2 separate regions of the Homo sapiens genome follow, and region 1 is linked to region 2. A link is an interaction called in ENCODE POLR2A ChIA-PET data of the cell type or tissue named here. Cell type or tissue: K562. All regions are shown on one strand. Links, peaks and the distances in the headings refer to the core of each region. The heading gives the core; the rest is flanking DNA.

What was found. ChIA-PET counts read pairs that join two places held together with the same protein. Peaks named below come from ENCODE experiments on the same cell type or tissue, not always from the same donor. Only the 100,000 strongest peaks of a DNase experiment are listed, where the experiment ranks them.
Region 1: POLR2A ChIA-PET joins it to region 2 with 5 read pairs; 3 of 35 experiments call an interaction of 5 or more read pairs at or near these places.

Annotation. Positions count from the first base shown.
Region 1 is chr10:133,320,872-133,331,039 of GRCh38, reverse strand. All of the region lies in intron 5 of ZNF511-PRAP1 (ZNF511-PRAP1 readthrough), which reads right to left. It overlaps CALY (calcyon neuron specific vesicular protein), which reads left to right. Exons shown (of 6, transcript NM_015722.4): 2 at 2,031-2,185; 3 at 3,025-3,135; 4 at 4,049-4,162; 5 at 4,920-5,241; 6 at 5,474-6,968. The coding sequence starts at 2,051. The coding sequence ends at 5,213. Among named protein-coding and RNA genes, the nearest start is that of CALY, 11 kb to the left of the region's middle. RefSeq lists an enhancer at 815-894 and a silencer at 6,428-6,477. In K562, for the core only: no CTCF peak of the experiment used is centred there; DNase peaks (open chromatin) are centred at 6,318 and 6,769; H3K4me3 peaks cover 595 bases.
Region 2 is chr10:133,241,774-133,251,699 of GRCh38, reverse strand. It overlaps VENTX (VENT homeobox), which reads right to left. Exons shown (of 3, transcript NM_014468.4): 3 at 9,772-9,926. It overlaps MIR202HG (MIR202 host gene), which reads left to right and starts at 3,815. Exons shown (of 2, transcript NR_108079.1): 1 at 3,815-3,909; 2 at 4,650-5,221. It overlaps MIR202 (microRNA 202), which reads left to right and starts at 4,080; the gene lies at 4,080-4,189. RefSeq lists enhancers at 2,893-3,407, 3,924-4,438, 6,007-6,859, 6,191-7,390, 7,712-8,564 and a silencer at 4,524-4,643. In K562, for the core only: a CTCF peak has its summit at 4,556 (motif pointing left); DNase peaks (open chromatin) are centred at 3,529, 4,529 and 5,729; H3K4me3 peaks cover 318 bases.

The DNA of each region.
Region 1 (10,168 bases), core at 1,434-9,433, 80 kb before region 2:
GTTAATATGGTGAAAAATATGATTGCTTGTCAAATGTTAAGCCAAACTTCATTTCCAGAATACACCCAAACTGTCATGATATGTTACCTTGTTGTATTCGCTGGATTCACGCTGCTTGAGCTTTGGGGCCTCGCAGTGGTGTGTACGTGTGGCGGGGGCTGGCCTGTGAGCTCCTCTCCGCTGCTGTCCTTGCTGGGTTAGGGACTGAGGCTACGTTGGCCTCAGGAGCTGGTGAGTGCTCCCTTGTCTTTCTGGAAGAGTTTTGTGGACGTGCATTACTTTCCCTGTAAATGGTTGGTAGAATGCTGTGGTGATGCTGTCTGCGCCTGGAGTTCTTTGTGAGAGAAGGTTGTAATGACAGATTCCTTTTTTTTTTTTTTTTGAGACGGAGTCTCTCTCTGTCACCCAGGCTGGAGTGCGGTGGCGCGATCTCGGCTCACTGCAAGCTCCGCCTCCCAGGTTCACGCCATTCTCCTGCCTCAGCCTCCCAAGTAGCTGGGACTACAGGCGCCCGCCACCGCGCCCGGCTAATTTTTTGTATTTTTTAGTAGAGACGGGGTTTCACCGTGTTAGCCAGAATGGTCTCGATCTCCTGACCTCGTGACCCGCCCGCCTCGGCCTCCCAAAGTGCTGGGATTACAGGCGTGAGCCACCGCGCCCTGCCTTTTTTTTTTTTTTTTTTTTTTTTTGGCAGAGTTTCGTTCTGTCACCTAGGCTGGAGTGCAGTGGCGTGATCTCGGCTCATTGCAACCTCCGCCTCCCGGGTTCAAGCGATTCTCCCGCCTCAGCCTCCCGAGTGGCTGGGACCACAGGCGCCGCCATAGCACCGGGCCACAGGTTCCGTGTCTACTGCACACAGGACCTTTCTTTTCTCCTTTGATTGATTGAATACATTTTCTTTTTCTGCTTTTTCCATCCATCAGCTCGGAGGTCATCCGCTGCATTCCTTTTCTCTAGAAGGTCCGCCTGAAGGCGAAGCCGGGCACCCTCGGCTTCTCTGGGTTAGTGGGGCCCGCCCTCTCCCAGCCCCGCGGGGCCCTGCTGTGGCTTTCAGCTCCGCAGGAGACCCGCTCTCCGCGGCCTTTAGCGCCAGGCTCGCAGCTGGGCTGACTCGCGGGTGCCCTCTTGTGGCCGCTCTTTCTCACTTCGTGCGTCTCTGGCAGAGAGCCGCCAGACAGAATGAGGACTGACTTCAGGATAAGCACGTCCCATACCGCGTATTGCGTGGGATGCTCTTATATTAAAAATGAGCTCGTTGCTTATTTGAAATTCAAATTTAGCTGGGTCTCCAGCATTTTTATGTGCTGAGTCTGGCACCCAGCTCTCCATACTGATGTCCGGGATTGTCGGCTTTAGGAGGTTGTCTAGAGTCAGGCGCGGTGGTTCATTCCTGTAATTCCAGCACTGTAGGAGGCCTAGGCAAGCAGATCGCTTGAGACCAGCCTGGGCAACCTGACGAAACCCCGTCTCTACACAAATTTTAAAAATTAGCCAGGCGTGGTGGGGCGCACTGTGGTCCCAGGTACTCGGGAGGCTGAGATGGTAGGACTGCTGAAGCTCAGGAGGCAAAGGCTGCAGTAAGCCAAGAACACACCACTGCACTCCCACCTGGGCCACAAAACAAGATCCTGTCTCAAAAAAAAAAAAGAAGAAGAAGAAGAAGGAGAATAAGAAAGAGGAGGTTGTCTAGAGCAGCCACCAGTGGAAGAAGAAGAAAAAAGAGGAGGTTGTCTAGAGCAGCTGCCGTTGGAAGTCTCCCCCTGCTTCGTGGACAGTCACTGGTTGGGGCGCTGTACCCTGCAGTGCTGTGGGGTCCAGAGGGGCTGTGGGGGTCAAGAAGGTACAGCACCCAGCATCTCGCTGGATTTGACCGGTTTGTCCAAGGAGGCTGGCCTGACCACTTACAGCCTGTCCCTGGCTCTGGTGTGAGGAGCATTAGGCCCAGCTCAGGGTCCTCTGGCTTCAGAGCCAGCTGGCGTGGGCATCCAGGGGGCAGCCTGTGGGCAGTGACTCTGTCTGTCTTTGGACAGGACAAGGACTGCCATCCACCATGGTGAAGCTGGGCTGCAGCTTCTCTGGGAAGCCAGGTAAAGACCCTGGGGACCAGGATGGGGCTGCCATGGACAGTGTGCCTCTGATCAGCCCCTTGGACATCAGCCAGCTCCAGCCGCCACTCCCTGACCAGGTGAGGGCCTGGGCCAGCGTGGGGGCCCTTCTCAGGCTCCCCTGGGAACAAAGGGGTGTGGGGTGAGGTTTGTCTAGATATGGCCTCTTCCCAGGTGCAGTAGAGCAAACAGATGAAGGGCCATGGGGGCCAAAGCCCCAGCTGGCCATGGGCACTCTGTGTGACCTCCTGGTCAGCTCCCCCATATGCCAGAGCTGGGCAAACTGGCTGATGGGTAACCGAGAATTCACGCACTGACTCCTAGACAGCACCCCGCCCACGTGCTGTCCATAGGGCACTCAGCAGGCAACGCTTCCCACCCTTCCCCTCGGGGCATGGCCCTGTCCTGGGTTTAGCCTGAGATCTGGGGGTCCTTGGGCAAGTGACCACTGGGGTTGCTTATAGCAGAAACTGGGGAGAAGCAAAGAGCTCAGCTTGAGCCCAGCCCAGTTTGACCCCCCAGGGAGTCATGCAGCATGAAGGGCACCCCGAGTTGTCCCTGCTGGAGGTGGGGGCAGCATCTATGCTGGGGACCCGGGGCAGGAGGACCACCCCTGCTGGCCAAGGGCAATTCTCCAGCACCCTGAGTTGAAGGCAGCAGGCAGAGTGAGGGGCTCTGTCAGCAGCCCAGCCAGGCCCAGAGCTGCCATGCGCCCAGCAGACAGACTTTCAGCGTCCACCTTCCCTTGGCCTCACTTTGTGGCTGCTGGAGCCCTGCCATCCACCAGACAGTCCTGGGAGATGGGTCAGCGTCAACACCACTGCCACGAAGCTGACGCTGGCTCCCTCCCCTCTCAGTTCAGGGCTCTCTTGGGTCCCTGCCAGCTGCCTACTGAGGCCATGGCCATCTCTTTTCACAGGTGGTCATCAAGACACAGACAGAATACCAGCTGTCCTCCCCAGACCAGCAGAATTTCCCTGACCTGGAGGGCCAGAGGCTGAACTGCAGCCACCCAGAGGAAGGGCGCAGGGTAACCACACCCACCCCACCCACTGTGGGGACTCAGGACAGGAGGAGAAGGTGGAAGGCAGCTGGGGGTGCCTGGGTTCCGTCCAGGCCAGTCTGGGGTCCCCTTGCTCTCAGGGAGGAGAGGGTGGCAGTGAGTCATCCCGCCCAGAGCTGGCCCCACCGGCTGCCCTGCACCCACCAGGCCCCCTCCCGAGGCTGCAGGTGCAGACTGACCAAACAGTGGCGCTCCTGAGATGTTTTTCTTTCTGGGAAGTGCCCGCGAGTGCTGCTTGCTTGTTTGCCCAGTGGGTCATTGTCTCATCTTCAGTGACTTACGGGCTTTCTATGTAATACTTCCTTTCTGCAGTATATCTGGCAAATATCTTCTCTCATCCTCTTGTTTAAATCTGTCAATGTTACTAATGATAGCTTTAGTCATTTTTAGTGGACTGTTTCCAAAGCCTTCCATTCTCCAGTAGACAGATCTGCTAGGGCTCCCCGCCCCTGGCCTCACGTTCCAGTCTGCAGCTCATGTTACCACACATGCACCCACTGTGGGCAGTCACCTGGGAGGCCTGGTGAGTGCAGCCTCCGACTCCCCTGAGGCTGCGGCCCCATCCCCTGGGAGCCCACACCGCAGGAAAACTGCAAATTCCTGCAAGACCCACCTGGGTCAAAGGCCACATCACTTTACCTGGTGGCAGATGTTTCCAGAACCCCAGTGGAGGGGCCACCAGCAAGGCCTGGCCCCGAGGGGTGACGCCTGCACACTTGACCCTCGGAAAAGTTGGAAAAGCCACTGGCTGCCCAGGGCGGGGGTGGGGCATCAAGACTGGAGGGCGGGGATGGTCCTGTGCCAGCCCAGCCCCTGAGGAGCTCCCCACAAAGACCGCCCCTGCCTGGCGTGGCTGAGCCCCTCTCTGCCCTCCTGCCAGCTGCCCACCGCACGGATGATCGCCTTCGCCATGGCGCTACTGGGCTGCGTGCTGATCATGTACAAGGCCATCTGGTACGACCAGTTCACCTGCCCCGACGGCTTCCTGCTGCGGGTAAGGGGGCCAGGGCTCTGGTGGGGGGTGTAGAGCCGCCCCTCCTCCCGTAGCCTCCAGGCAGGGGGTGGCAGGGGTGTCTCCTGCTGCTGGGGGAACGTGGTCTCCAAAGCCATGTTCCTGTTACTTCTCTAGAACATGAGATCGTATCTTTTGAAAATTTAAAAGAAAAGATGAGTTAGTGATGGGTTTCTCTTCTTGTAATTTAAAAAATAAGTAAAAAGATGAGGCAGAAAAGGTCACCCTGCAGCCACCTCTCTAGGGGTCATCTGTCCTCCTGAGTGACTTGTGTGAGGTTTTATTTTTATATAACATGATATTAATGCTCCCCACCTATTTGGCAGATATTTTCTTCCATCCTTTTTTTTTTTAAATCTCTTTGTCAATAATGGTTATAGCTTTTAGTGTGTTTTTAGAAAGCCTTTTATTTATCAGAAGTAAAATCTGCTCCTTTTCTCCTTAACTCCATGGTTTATGCTCTGGAGCGCGCTCCGCAGAGTCCTTGCTGCGCTGGGCAGGTCCACTGGTGTCTGCGCCCCTCTCCCTGGGTGGCCCCTCCCCTTACAACGCGCGACCTCCTGCTCCATGCCCCTCCAGGGCCCTGAGTTCTGAACTGGAGGCTGATCTTCGGTGTCCTGAAGCCATGGCTCCATTACAAACTGTCCGCAGTGTCCCCAACCGCAGAAGCGGGAGGGCCTGGGCCCGGGGCGCACAGGAGGGCTCAGCCCCACCGACCCTGACCCGGCCCCTCCCGCAGCACAAGATCTGCACGCCGCTGACCCTGGAGATGTACTACACGGAGATGGACCCCGAGCGCCACCGCAGCATCCTGGCGGCCATCGGGGCCTACCCGCTGAGCCGCAAGCACGGCACGGAGACGCCGGCGGCCTGGGGGGACGGCTACCGCGCAGCCAAGGAGGAGCGCAAGGGGCCCACCCAGGCTGGGGCGGCGGCGGCGGCCACCGAACCCCCCGGGAAGCCGTCGGCCAAGGCGGAGAAGGAGGCGGCGCGGAAGGCGGCCGGGAGCGCGGCGCCCCCGCCCGCGCAGTGACGTCTCCAGCCCCGCAGCCCGGCCCGGGGTAGGTGCGCGCCGCGGGGCTCCGGCCGGCTCTGCCCAGGTCTCTTCCTGGCCTCCCGCCACCGCTTCTGAGCCAAAGACCCCCGCCACCCTTCCCTTCCTCTTCCCTCCGACCCGGCCCGCCAGAACCTCGGGGTTGGGGGTTGCGAATCCGAGCCCGCCGGGTGACGCGGGGTCCGCGGGGAGCCCCTGGCCGCGTCGCCGCTCTCAACCCTCGGGCTCTGTCTCCGCAGCGTCCTCCGCCAGCTCCTGTGACCAGCGCGTCTCCCGATGCTCTCCGCCGTGTTCGTGTCCCCAGGCGCCCTCGCTGCAGCCCCGCCCCCGTGGGTCTCTGACTCTGTCGCTTTTCTCTAAGTAAAGATTTCACGTCCACCGGAGGCTTCCATCTCTCCTGCGCGTCCTCTGCCGGGCTGGCCTTTCTCCCGCCCCCCACCCCGCCAGTTGTGAGTGAGGCCGGCATTGTGCTCCCCCCAGGGACCCCCGAAGGACCCAGGAGAGACCCCGTGGGGGGCAGCTCCCAGGAAGCCGTGGTGCGCCCAGGCGGAGCACGCGCATCCTCGCGCTGCGTGGTCCGGGCCTTGTCCAAGCCCCACCGGGATGTGCCTTAATGGCGGGGCTCCGGCCCACCCAGGGGAGCCTCGGGTCCATCCCTATCCGCTGCCCAGCCCCTTGTCCTGCTGGTTCCCCGACCCCCCGCCCCCATCTACCTGGTGCTGGGCCTGGGCCCCGGGCGTTCCCCCTCTGACAGGAGTGTCTGCCTCCCGGGGGACCCCTGGTTCTGGGCGGCACCCATGAGCAGCTCCTGCCTCCTAGATGTGTGGCCCACAGGCATAAATGACCAAGTGAAGAAAGGAGTGAATGGGGGCGTCTGAGTGGGGAGTGGGGCCTGATGAGGGGTGAGCTCTGGTTCCTGGGGGCTGGGGTCTCCCGTGTCCCTGGAGCCAGATGAAAGATGGTGAGGCTGAAACGCCAGGGGAGCCTGGAGCTGCCATGAGTCTCCCCCAGCATCCCCACCCCAGCCCCAGCATCCCCACCCCAGCCCCAGCATCCCCACCCCAGCCCCAGCCAACTCCCGGCACTGAACACTACAGGGAATGGACTTCCGGCAGATCTCACCCACCACCTGCACCACCCCAGCCAGCAGCAGCTCTGCAGCCCCGCCCACCCCAGCCAGCAGCAGCTCTGCAGCCCCGCCCACCCCAGCCAGCAGCAGCTCTGCAGCCCCGCCCACCCCAGCCAATTGCAGCACTGCAGCCCCGCCCACCCCAGCCAATTGCAGCACTGCAGCCCCGCCCACCCCAGCCAGCAGCGGCTCTGCAGCCCCGCCCACCCCAGCCCCCGACCATTGGTGGATGGAAGCCCCCCACCATTGGCTCCCAGGCTTGCTGGCTAGGTGCGGGTCTAGGCAGCTTCCCAGCTCAGTGGGACTGGCCTGCTTTGGAACAGCGGCAGTGCCCAGGAAGCCTGTGAACTGGGCCTGCCAGGGAAGCCATGGTGAGCTGGAAGCCAGCCAGGTGGGGTCAGGGAAGGCAGGGCCATGCACACCACACCCTTCACTGCTGGGCTTCTAAGGGCATTGGCCAGATGAACAAGCACACGCAGAACTGAATTGGCCCTGATGGCCTGCAAGGGAGGGGGGCCCGGGGCCTGGGGCGTCAGCTGGGATATATGGGGGCAGGGAGTCTCTGCATGGCCGATGTTTGAATTAAAATACAGCTTTCCCCTGTATTTTATTATTATTATTATTATTATTATTATTATTATTATTATTATTATTTTGAGAGGGAGTCTAGCTCTGTCGCCCGGGCTGGAGCGCAGTGGCGCGGTCTCAGGTCACTGCAAGCTCCGCCTCCCGGGTTCCCACCATTCTCCTGCCTCAGCTTCCTGAGTATCTGGGACTACAGGCGCCCGCCACTACGCCCAGCTAATTTTTTGTATTTTTAGTAGAGACGGGGTTTCACTGCGTTAGCAAGGATGATCTCAATCTCCTGATCTCGTGATCCGCCCGCGTCGGCCTCCCAAAGTGCTGGGATTACAGATGTGAGCCACCGCGCCCGGCCTTATTATTATTATTTTTTTGAGATGGAGTCTCGCTCTGTCACCCAGGCTGGAGTGCAGTGGCACGGTCTCGGCTCACTGCAAGCTCCGCCTCCCGAGTTCACACCATTCTCCTGCCTCAGCCTCCTGAGTAGCTGGGACTACAGGCGCCCGCCATCGCGCCCAGCTAAGTTTTTGTATTTTTAGTAGAGATGGGGTTTCACCATGATAGCCAGGATGGTCTCAATCTCCTGACTTCATGATCCATCCACGTCAGCCTCCCAAAGTACTGGGATTACAGGCGTGAGCCACCACGCCCAGTCTGTATTTTTTTTTTTAACATTTCGAGATAATTTCAAATTTGGAGAACAACTGTGATCATGTAAAGAACTCCCATGCACCCTTTACTGAGATTGCCCAGTGGCTGATGCCCTAATCCCTTTAGTGTTGCTGTAAAAAAAAGGAGGTTTATTTGGCTCACAGTTCTGGAGGCTGTACAAGAAGCACAGCATCAGCATCTGCTTTTGGTGGGGCCTCAGGCTGTGTCCACGTATGCTGGATGGGGAAGCAGGCCTGGTGTGCAGAGACCACAGGGCCAGAGAGGAAGCAGGAGAAGGATGGAGGGAGGTGCTAGGTTCTTTTTCTTTTTTTGAGACAGGGTATGCTCTGTTGCCCAGGCTGGAGTGCAGTGGCACAATCACAGCTTGCTGCAGCCTCCACCTCTTGGGCTCAAGTGATCCTCCCATCTCAGCCTCCTGAGTAGCTGGGGTTACAGACATTGACCATATCATCTCTTTTGTAGAGACAGGGTTTTGAAACGTTGCCCAGGCTGGTCTTGAACTCAAGTGATCCACCTGCCTTGGCCTCCCAAAGTGCTGGGATGACAGGTGTGAGCCATTGCACCTGGCCATACCAGACTCTTTAACAATCAATTCTCGGCTGGGCGCAATGGCTCACGCCTGTCATCCCAGCACTTTGGGAGGCCAAGGTGGGCAGATCACTGTAGGGTCCAGTCCTAAGGGGCTTAGCAGGTGTTCTCCCCATGTGCGGAGACGAGAGATTGTAAGAAATAAAGACACAAGACAAAGAGATAAAGAGAAAACAGCTGGGCCTGGGGGACCAATACCATCAAGAGGCGGAGACCGGTAGTGGCCCCGAATGGCTGGGCGCACTGATATTTATTGCATACAGGATAAGGGGGCAGGGTGAGGACGGTGAATCCTCTAAGTGATTGACAAGGTGAAGCAAGTCACGTGATCATGGGACAGGGGGCCCTTCCCTCTTAGGTAGCCGAAGCAGAGAGGGAAGGCAGCAAATGTCAGTGTTTTCTTCTATGCACTTACAAGAAAGATCAAAGACTTTAAGACTTTCACTATTTCTTCTTCCACTATCTGCTACGAACTTCAAAGAGGAACCAGGAGTACGGGAGGAGCATGAAAGTGGACAAGGAGTGTGATCGTTGAAGCACCACAGGGAGGGGGTTAGGCCTCCGGATGACTGTGGGCAGGCCTGGAGAATATCCAGCCTCTCACAAGAAGCTGGTGGAGCAGTGTTCCCTGACTCCTCCAAGGAAAGGAGACTCCCTTTCATGGTCTGCTAAGTAATGGTTGCCTTCCCAGACACTGGCGTTACTGCTTGACCAAGGAGCCCTCAAGCGGCCCTTATGCAGGTGTGACAGAAGGCTCACCTCTTGCCTTCTAGGTCTCTTCTCACAATGTGCCTTCAGCACCTGACCCTATACCCGCCAGTTATTTCTTGGTTATATTAGTAACACAACAAAGAGTAATATTAAGAGCTAATGATTAATAATGTTTATACTAATGATTGATAATGTCCATGATCATCTCTATATCTAATTTGTATTATAACTATTCTTTATTCTAACTATTTTCTTTATTATACTGCTACAGTTTGTGCCTTCAGTCTCTTGCCTCGGCACCTGGGTAATCCTTCACCCACAGATCACAAGGTCAGGAGATCGAGACCATCCTGGCTAACACAGTGAAACCCCGTCTCTACTAAAAAAAAAAATACAAAAAATTAGCTGGGCGTGGTGGCGGGTGCCTATAGTCCCAGCTACTCAGGAGGCTGAGGCAGGAGAATGGCATGAACCTGGGAGGCAGAGCTTGCAGTGAGCTGAGATCGCGTGGCTGTACTCCAGCCTGGGTGACAGAGCAAGACTCCGTCAAAAAAAAAAATCCATTCTCGGGCCAGGTGCGGTGGCTCATGCCTGTAATCCCAGCACTTTGGGAGGCCAAGATGGGCGGATCACAAGGTCAGGCGACCAAGATCATCCTGGCTAATAGGGTGAAACTCCGTTGAGAGATGAAGCCAGCTGCACTTCCTGGGTTGAGTGGGGACTTGGAGAACTTTTCTGTCTTACAAGAGGATTGTAAAATGCACCAATCAGCACTCTGTAGCTAGCTAGAGGTTTGTAAAATGCACCAATCAGTGCTCTGTAAAAATGCACCAATCAGCACTCTATAGCCAGCTAGAGGTTTGTAAAATGCACCAATCAGTGCTCTGTAAAAATGCACCAATCAGCACTCTGTCACTAGCCAGAGGTTTGTAAAATGCACCAATCAGTGCTCTGTAAAATGGACCAATCAGCACTCTGTAAAATGGACCAATCAGCAGGACATGGGCAGGGACAAACAAGGGAATAAAAGCTGGCCACCACTGCCTCCCCACCCCCAGCCGGCAGCGGCAACCCGCTTGGGTCCCCTTCCGCAGTGGGGAAGCTTTGTTCTTTCACACTTCACAATAAATCTTGCAGCTGCACACACTTTGGGTCCATGCCACATTTGAGCTGTAACACTCACCACAAAGGTCCGCAGCTTCATTCTTGAAGTCAGTGAGACCATGAACCCACCAGAAGGAACCAACTCCAG
Region 2 (9,926 bases), core at 1,927-9,926:
GGCCTCCAGTGGGTGAGGTGGGTCCCTGTCCTCCTGCTCACAGGCTGGGTTTCATTCAAAGCACTGGGGAGCCACAGGGAGCTCGGGACGGGGGCAGGTGTGTGGGGTGTGCCTGTCGGGAAGCCTGGGGTCCACCTGCGGGTGGTCCCTCGGCCCTCAGGGGCTGGGGTTTGCTCTGAGTCCCTCCCGTCACCTCACAGAATCCCCTGAGGGGTCTCAGGACCTCCAGGGCTCGTAGCCAGGATGGCCAGGCGACACTGACACCTGGTCCCTCGGCTGCCGCCCCTCTGACCAGTTCCACCCGGCAGCCCGAGCCCAAGACAGCACAAGACAGAGAGACAGAGACAGCGGGGAAGCAGGGAGACAGAGACAGAGAGACACACACAGAGAGACAGAGACAGCAGGGAGGCTCTGGGCTATTCTAGGGCATCGCCCAGTCCCTCACTTGGTTTCCCTAACTTTTTTCTGGATTATAAACCCACACCTGCTGATCAGGAAGACTTTCATCATCCACACGGGTTTAAAGGGGCTTCCAGGGACCGGAGGGTCGGGCTGCGCACAGGTGTGAGGACGGCCACCCTCTGCCCACTGCCTGGCCCACAGCCTTCTGTGGCTCCTTGAGGCCTAGGGGGAAACAGAGGGGGGTCTGGGCCCCCACCCAGTTGTCACCCCAGCTCCCAGGCTCCAGCCGATGGGGCCAGCAGGAAGACGGGCCCTGGGCTCCTCCACCTGCAGAGGCAGCAGAGGGTGGCCGTCCCCACACCTGTGCGCAGCCCGACCCTCCGGTCCCTGGAAGCCCCTTTAAACCCGTGTGGATGATGAAAGTCTTCCTGATCAGCAGGTGTGGGTTTATAATCCAGAAAAAAGTTAGGGAAACCAAGTGAGGGACTGGGCGATGCCCTAGAATAGCCCAGAGCCTCCCTGCTGTCTCTGTCTCTCTGTGTGTGTCTCTCTGTCTCTGTCTCCCTGCTTCCCCGCTGTCTCTGTCTCTCTGTATGTGTCTCTCTGTGTGTGTCTGTCTGTCTCCCTGCTCTTTCTCTCTGTATGTGTCTCTCTGTCTCTGCCTCTCTGTCTCCCCACTGTCTCTGTGTCTCTGTCTCTATCTCCCTACTCTCTGTCTCCCCACTGTCTCTGTCTCTTTGTTTGTCTCTTTGTCTCTGTGTCTTTGTCTCTCGGTCTCTGTCTCCCCACTGTGTCTCTCTATCTCTGTCCGTGTCTCTCTCTCTTTGTCTCTCTGTGTCTGTCTCTCTCTCTGTCTCCCCACTGTCTCTGTCTCTTGGTCTCTGTTTCCCCACTGTCTCTGTCTCTGTCCCTCTATGTCTGTGTCTCTCTCTGTGTCTGCTGATCTCTCTCTCTCTGTCTCTGTCTGTGTCTCTCTCTGTGTCTGCCTCTCTCTCTCTCTCTGACTCTGTCTGTGTCTCTCTCTGTGTCTGTTGGTCTCTCTGTCTCTGTCTCTCTGGCCCTCTGCCTGTCTCCTCCTTCCCTCTTGCAGAACCGAGGTCAGGAGCCCAAGGTCAGGGTTTGCATTATGTGTTTCCCAGAAGCCTCGCCGGGCAGCTGTAAACGGGGAGAAACGGGGAGAAACAACGGGGAGAAACAGGGAGGGCTGATGCTGGGCGGAGGCCCAGGATGGGGGGCTCTGCAGGGGCCTTTTGAGCCCAGGCCCCCGAAGTGTGATGCTGGGGCTCTCTGTGTAGGTTCTAGGTGTCTGGAGGAGTGGGGCCCCTCCCCTGCTAGCCCCCCAAGGACTCTTCCTCGGATCCTCGGACCTCATGGAGGTGGGGGACCATGGGCGTGTGTGAGTGAGGGTAAGCATAAGTGTGTGAATTGTGCATGCGTGTGCGGATGTGAGCGTGCCTGCAGGAGTGAGTGTGGGTGAGCCTGAGTGTGTGAATTGTGCATGCACGTGTGTGTGGATGTGAGCATGCCTGCAGGAGTGTGCGTGAGCCTGAGTGTGAGCATGCGTGTGTCTGAGCTCCACGTTCCCTCCTCCCCCAGAAGGCAACCCTCAGCCTGCCAGCAGGTGGATGGAGCCCAGCAGCCCCCCGTGCCCACTCTGGGCCTCGTTGTGGGGGACCAGCCCTGAGCAGGGCCTGTCCCCAGCCCCATGTCCCCACCAGGAGGGCTTGTGACCGACTGATGTGCTCCCCCCCACCCCTCTGTGGCCATCGCTGGTCGTGACAATCACCTGCTTGGCCTGGCGTGCAGATCAACGGTTTGCACAAGGTGGGGGCAGAGGCTGCTCCCATGGGGGGTCTGCAGAGTGGCCTGGCAGGTGGCTGGGTCATCATCCATCGTCCATCATCCCCATGGTCCCTATGGCTCCTCCTGCCCAGCAGGGCCCACTCGTCCTTCCCCAGACGGGGCTCCTGGCCGCCTCGGGGGCCATCAGGAGGGCGCTGGACAGTCTTGCAGCCCCACCTGGCCCCTCATGCCCCCCACGCCCCTCCCCACTCAGGGGACAGGAGACTCTCGCGTACAACAGTCAAGGCCCGCTGCACCTGGGGGGTGTGTGGGTCCATTGTGTGCGTGTCTGTGTGTGTCTCTGTGTACATCTGTGTCTCTGTGTGTCTACATGTCTGAGTGTGTCTCTGTCTACATGTCTGTGTCTCTGTGTGTGTCTATGTGTGTCTGTGTGTGTCTCTGTGTGTGTCTATGTGAGTCTATATGTGTCTACGTGTGTCTATGGGGGTCTCTGTGTGTCCCTGCCGCATGTGGGTGCTGCGTCGGGTCAGTCCTGAGACTCTGGCCCTACAGATCACAGGTGCTGGGGCCAGGCGCCCGCACGGGCCTGCCTAGCGACGTTGAGTCTCCCCGAGGACATGGTCACTGAAGAGGCCTCTGAGGCCTCAGCCTTGTTCCTTCACCAGCCTCCACTTGCCTACGTCCTGGGGAGAGACCGCTGGCTGGGGTTCAGAAGCCCTGTCCCTGGCCACCTGTGGAAGCCCTGTGCCCTGGCCTCCTCTGGGCCTCTTCCTTGTGTCCTGAGCCTGGGACACAGGGACAGCCCCAGACCTGCAGGAGTTCTGCTGCCTGCCTGGGCCCTTCGGCCGGGGGCTCCCTGGCCCTAGGAGAGGGTGTCTGCCTGCCTGTGTGGTCTCGCTCTGTGTGGGCAGCTGTGGGTCTGGCCAGCTGTCCCTGAGGGGCCCTCTCCCTCCGACCCTGCACTCTTGCCCCCAAGGCTGCAGAGCGTGGCCCCTCTCCACGTGCTCGCGGGCTCTGTGGCCCGGGGAAGGCTCTGGGCCTCACTGGACCAGTGTCCGCCTGATGCCGTGAATCCTCAGGGAGCCCCAGCTGTGGAGGCCGCCCCAGGCCAAGCAGGGCCACCTACCCTGGGGGTGGGGTCTGGTTCCCAGTGGCCAGGACAGTGTTGGACACGCTGGCTGGGGGTTCTGAGAGTCCCTGTGAGCCAGGAGGCTGCGGGTGCAGCCCAAGGTGCTGCTTATTGCTGAGCTGGGCAGGCCCAGGAAGGAGAGTCGGCCCCTTCCCTGGACAAGCGATTCTTGCTCACGTGTGCTTTCCGGGCCCCTGACGCAAGCAGAAGCGCGTGGGGAGATAAGGGTTGGAGGAGGCGGGGGGACAGGCTGGCCCCATCCCAGCTCCCGGGCCAGCAGCCCCCGGCCCACAGCCCTCGCCGCCCGCCCGCCCGGCGGGCCCTGGCTCAGCACTCTTCTCACAGCAGGTCTTTGTGCCCCAATCTGGCAGGTGCGGGGGTGCGACGGGGTCCTTGGCACAGAGCAGCCCTCTGGTTGCATGTGACAGCGGCGGCCAAGGTCTCCCCTGCGCATAAATGTGGAGCTCGCTCGGCAGCAGCAGAACTCCCGGCTCAGAGAGTTCTCCACCGCTCCTCCCAGGCTCACGAGGCTCACGGGCTACCCAGCGCCAGCGGCCCAGGAGGCTGGACCACAGGTAAGACGAGGCCCAAGGCCTGCCTCTGGGAACTCGGCCCTGGCTTGGCTCTGCCCTCCTCACTCCCACAGGATCTCCGTGCCCACCAGGCCTCAGTCCCGACTTCTCCCTGCTGCCCGGCACGGGACCCTCCCCCAGGACAGCCACCTCCCAGTGCTGAAGAGCCGGCCCGCCTCAGAGCCGCCCGCCGTTCCTTTTTCCTATGCATATACTTCTTTGAGGATCTGGCCTAAAGAGGTATAGGGCATGGGAAAACGGGGCGGTCGGGTCCTCCCCAGCGGCACCTGCACCAGTGCACCTGCACCTGCTCCAGCAGCACCTGCCTCCTGACTTGGGACTCCACCTGCTTCCTTTCTCCTCGGCCGGGAGCCCCGGGGCTTTGACCCCCACATCCTTGGGGCAGAAAGGGGCCAAATATTCTAAAACAAGGGAAACGTGGATGTGTGCTTTTGTGTGGGTTCTGGAAGTGTCTGGGGAGGACGTGGTCCAGGCCTCTGCCCTGGGTTGATCTCTGCAGCCCCTGAGCTGGGACCCAGGATGCAGAGAGGAGGGCTGGAGCTGGGCGGTGCTCTGTGACCAGTCTGACCGGAGTTGGGGGTGGACCCATTACAGGAGGTGGCGGGAGGGACAACCTGGGCTCTGGGGCCGCCTGGTGGTCGGGGGAAGTGGGGCGGGGTGCCTGGGATCTGGGCTCTGGCTGGGAGGATCCACAACTCATTCTTTGGACATTTTCTTTGCAGACTACGAAGCTGCACCGTGTGGGGCCCACTTTTTATACAAGCGGGTGGCGGTGGATCCAGGCGCAGACGGGAGTGAGGCGTGGCGGAGACGCGTGCACGCTGGGTCTGTGCACTTTTGCTGCTGCTGCTTTTTTTTTTTTTTTTTTTTTTTGAGATGGAGTCTCGTTCTGTCACCCAGGCTGGAGTGCAGTGGCGCGATCTCGGCTCACTACAACCTCTGTCTCCCGGGTTTAAGCGACTTTCCTGTCTCAGCCTCCCAAGTAGCTGAAACGACAGGCGCCTGCCACCATACCCGGCTAATTTTTTTATTTTTAGTAGAGATAGGGTTTCACCTTGTTAGGCTGGTCTTGAACTCCTGACCTCATGATCCACCTCACTCGGCCTCCCAAAGTGCTGGGATTACAGGCGTGAGCCACAGCGCCCGGCTGGCTGTTGCTTCTTAACACCTTTATTACTTTTGTAATCATGGGTATGAGTTGATTTTCTGGTCAGAAATTTCAGTAGAGCTAATTTCATTTAAATGTGTGAGATGTGGTAAAGTTTTGACAATAAATACAAATTTTGACAAAGCAGCTCTGTCGTGCTGGTCTCCTCTCGTTCACGGTGGTTGGACGTCACATTAGTCACGTGTGGACTTGGGGGAACTTAGTTAAAAATGCATAAACACGGGGGGATGAAACGGCTCCTGGGGCCTCGGTTGGGGGCCTGGGCTGGGCACCGGTCTGGGGCCACCCTTCTGATGACCAGAGCCTGGGACCGGCCGGCAGTGTTGGGAGAGCCCAGAGGGACGGCTTGTGAGGGTGGGGGGCACTGGTCTGTCCTGGGCGGGGGCCCCGCAGCTTCCAGGCCTCCACAATGGCCAGGGTGGGACTGCGGTCTTGACTTCCCACTGAAGAAAAATGGACAGGGGGTCCCTCATCAGCCCTGTTTAAAGAATGACAGTCGGCTGCTGTCTTAAAAGGAGGCCTGAACGGGAGTCGGGGAGGCCCCACCCTTCAGCCAGAGTCCTCGTCAGCCGGCAGGGCCACGCCCAGGTCTTTGAAGGCCACAGCCTTTATCACCAATGAGCCCAGCAAATGGAGCAATGAGCTGGCTGAGAGGCCCCCAGGCCGGTTATCAGGGGCTGCCTCCCCAGGCTGCGCCTCCTCTCCAAGCCTAGCACTAATCTCATCTGATAGTCACCTCCCACCTCCCTCACAGCCCGCAGCTGGGGTGTCCGAGGGGAAAGATCAGGCAGCAGGCAGAGGGGTGGGGTGCTTCCGGCCGGGGGGCCGCAGGCCACATGTGGAAGGGCAGCCACGCCCCCCACCCCAACGAGCTCGGCTGCTCCCCCTGCCCCCTAGGGAACGGTGGAGGTCGGCCCTGCTGGGGAGTCTCTTGCAGGCCTTCGAGTCACTCTCCACAGGACACCTGAACATAGGGCTTTAAAGCTGCACAGATAAAGCAGGTATTACCTCGCTGTGCTGTGCGGACATGCAGCAGCAGCTGTTACTCCAGACAGTGTCGGCAGAATGGGGATGCAGGCACGGCTGGATCCAGGGAGCCAAAGGCTCTGCCTCACTCTGCGCTCGTACCCCGCCTGGCTCCGTCCCTCCGCCTCACTCTGCGCTCGTACCCTGCCCAGCTCTGTCCCTGCAAGGCTGCGGTGTAATTAACAGCACCTGCTGGGCTGTGAAAGGAGAGGCCCCACTCTCCAGTATGGTGCCCATTTCCCCAGAAGAGCTGTGGTTCTGAGGGCTATGCCCTCCCTGGGATCTGGGCTGGGTGAGCTGGGCCGTGTGCCCTCACCTGTACTGCAGGGTGGGCGGCTTGCTGGGCAGGGAGAGGGATGAATTCCCCCAGGAAGATGGGCAGGGCTCCTGCCAAGACCCCACCAAGGTGGCTGTCCAGGCTTGCCAAGACATGCCCACGTATCAGGTCCAGCCACTGAGACCCTGCTGAGGGCATTGGAAGGAGCACAGGGGCCAGGACGGGGCTGGAAGGCGTCCCAGAAACGGAGGCCTCCTGGCCACAGCCCCCCGGTCCTGAGGCCGTTGTCCTGTGAATGGTAGGTGGGGGCTGAGGGGCACCATGGGGGAGTGGCTCACTGTGGCTTCTGTGGACAGCCAGGCTGGGAATGAGGGTCCTCCTGGCCTGGGAACAAGAGGAAGCCCTCTGAGACCCTGCCTTGGGGAGTACTCAGGAGCCCCAGGAGTCCCCTGAGAAGCTGACCGCCACTCTGGGGCATGAACGGAACCTTTCTGAGGTGGGGGTGGCAGAGCCTCCCAGCCAGGCTGCAGAGGCAATGGGGGGAGGGCCAGCGCTTCTGGTACTTACCTTTTTTTTTTTTTTTTTGAGTTGGTGTCTTGCTCTGTTGCACAGGCTGGAATGCACTGGCACGATCTTGGCCCACTGCACCCTCCGCCTCCCAGGTTCACGTCATTCTCCTGCTTCAGCCTCCAGAGTAGCTGGGACTACAGGTGCCCGCCACCGTGCCCGGCTAATTTTTGTATTTTTAGTAGAGATGGTTTTCACCATCTTGGCCAGGCTGGTCTCGAACTCCTTACCTCATGATCTACCTGACTCGGCCTCCCAAAGTGCTGGGATTAAAGGTGTGAGCCACCGCGCCCGGCCCAGGTGATTTTTCTTTGACTGGGGGCTGTGCAGGGCCCCACCAAACACCCCTAAAGGAGGCCAAGGCCTGCTTTTGTTCAGTGAGCCCACTTTGCTCCAGAGGTCCTGGCGTGGCCTAGGAGGCCCTGAGCACTCTGCCACTTCCTCACGGCCTGGAAGCCGACAAGTCTGGGCTCAGAATGGGAGTGAGTGCTGGGCCTCGGAAGAGACGCTGGGGCCGGCTAGGGGCCGAGTCCAAGCAGCCTCTTCCCTGCAGTTTCCTGGATAGTCTCAGGTGCAGAATTGAAAAGAGAAGTGCACGAGCCCCGTGGACTCCCCACGGAGAGGGGAGTGGATATTCTGCCATATTTACGTCATGCTATGTCTTGAACCCTTTGAATGTCAGTTTCAGATCTGAGGCCCTGAGCGCTGCCTCTGGAGACAGGGTGTTCTCCACACCCGAGGACACGGACCACTCCCCAGCACCGTCCCGAGCCCCTCGGAATCATCCCCACCAGCTGTGCAGGGCTGTGCTTTCCCACACTTCTTTGTCAGGGCTCATGTGTGCACCTGCGGCTGCGTCTCCCCAGCCTCTGCATCAAGGGCACCCCGCCCTCTCTCACAGAGGCTTCTGCAGGAGCCCAGCTGATCACCCTGGGAGCCCCCGAGGGCACCCCACCTTCTCTCACAGAGGCTTCTGCAGGAGCCCAGCTGGGCGCCCTGGGAGCCCCCGAGGGTTCCTGTCCACTGGAAGTTAGATGTGCAGGTTCCCAGAGATTCTTGGCAGGACTATTTCATAGCGACTGCACCTCCCACCTGATCCCGTGGGGAAGGAGCCGGCATAGCCCTCGGCCCCATGCAGCTGGGCAGCTCAGAGGGAAAGGAGGGTGAGCAGGAAGCCCGGCGGCATCGCAGGCCCAGGGCCCATCGGCAGCCTGAGTCCCCGGCGTCCACACCCGGCCCCACAGCCTCCCTGCCCTGACAGCCACTCCGGTTACAGAGAGGACAAGGCAGAGTTGACAGAGTGTGTCCGGGGCTTGGGAGAGACACACAACATATGCAGAGTACACACGTTCACTACACACGACCCACACACAGCACACACGCTCACTACACACCCACACAGCACACACGTTCACTACACACACAGCACAGACATGACACACACGTGGTGCACACAACACATACACAGCACACACATTACACATGCACACAGGACATGCACACGACACACACGGCACAGCACACATTACACATGCACAGCATACAAGATACAGTAACATGCGTGCATACACTACACATGCACAAACACATATACACCCCACATCCAGAGCACAACACGGAATTCTCACATCCATGACATGTACGCACTCACACCACACACATCACACGTGACACACCCACTCACACGCCACGTGCAGCACGGGTGACACACCCACACGTGACTCAGCTTCGGCAGGAATCACCGTGGAGCTCAGGAGTTCTGGCATCTAAAGACTGTTGTTTCCGGATGCATCTTGGCTGGACCCCAAGACTTTCTGTCTCGCAGAGAGCTGGACCCTGAGGGGCCCTGTCCTACGCCCTGACCCCTGCCATCCGGCGCGTCCAGGCTGCACCCCTCGTGCCCAGCTGTGCTGAGACCTCCTCACAGCTGCAGCTTCTGACCGCCTTCCTCTGCCCGGGATGTGTAGGTGTCTCTGCCCCGCCGCCCTGCGCCCCCAGTCAGGTCAGGACCCCCAGTGCTTGTAAGATGTCCACATGGGGATGTTGAGTGGGGTGGGGCCAAGAGCACCTGGGGCACTGTGCTTGTGGGGGCAGCTGGGGGCATCCAGGAGCAGAGGACTTGCCAAACTCTGGGACTGACGTCCAGCTGTCAGCCAGAGGACCCCAGAAGAGAGTGGGAAACAGGCTGCGGGGATGTGAGGAAGGTCCCCAGGGGAGAGCGGAAACAGGCTGTGGGGATGTGAGGAAGGCCCCCAGGGGAGAGCGGAAACAGGCTGAGGCCAGCGGAGTGGTCACTGCATCCCGGCCAGCTGTGACGCAGCAGGTGGGTGGAGTAGGGCTTGGGGGCATCTTGGTCTTCAAGGTCCACCCAGATACCAGCAGCCCATGAGGCCTGGGCCAACTCACTCTGCAGCCCCGGATGGGGGACAGGGAGAGAAGTTTGGAAGTCGTGGGTGGCAGAGCCTTCCCTGGGCCTGAGGGCCTTGTGGATCCCCCAGAACTCAGGGTCTAGGTCCCTGCTGGACACTTGGAGCCCGCCCCACTCCTCAGCCTCCGGGACTTTGCCCTTTTCCAGAGCTCCTCATCTGCAGGATGGAGCCAGGGCCCTAAGGAGGCCCAGGTGTGCCTCCGAACAGGCACAGCTCAGCCCCAAGGGGCTGCCCACCTTGTAGGGCCCAGTGTGCTGGCAGGACCTCGAGACACCACCAGGCCAGGGCCCTTACTCACCGGGAGAGTTCAGGACCAAGACGGTGTGGTTTGTGGCCTGGGGCCACACAGGGGACCAGAAAGCAATCTCCACGGGCGGTGAGGGGCACTTGTACTTTTATCACGGACAACGTGCCCCCATCCACATCCACAAATCAGTGCTGTCCAGGCCAAACCCAGTAGTCCCTGTCCAGCTGCTGCCCTCCGAGGGCCTCGCCCAGGCTTCTGTCACATTGTCACTCGCCAGGACGATGT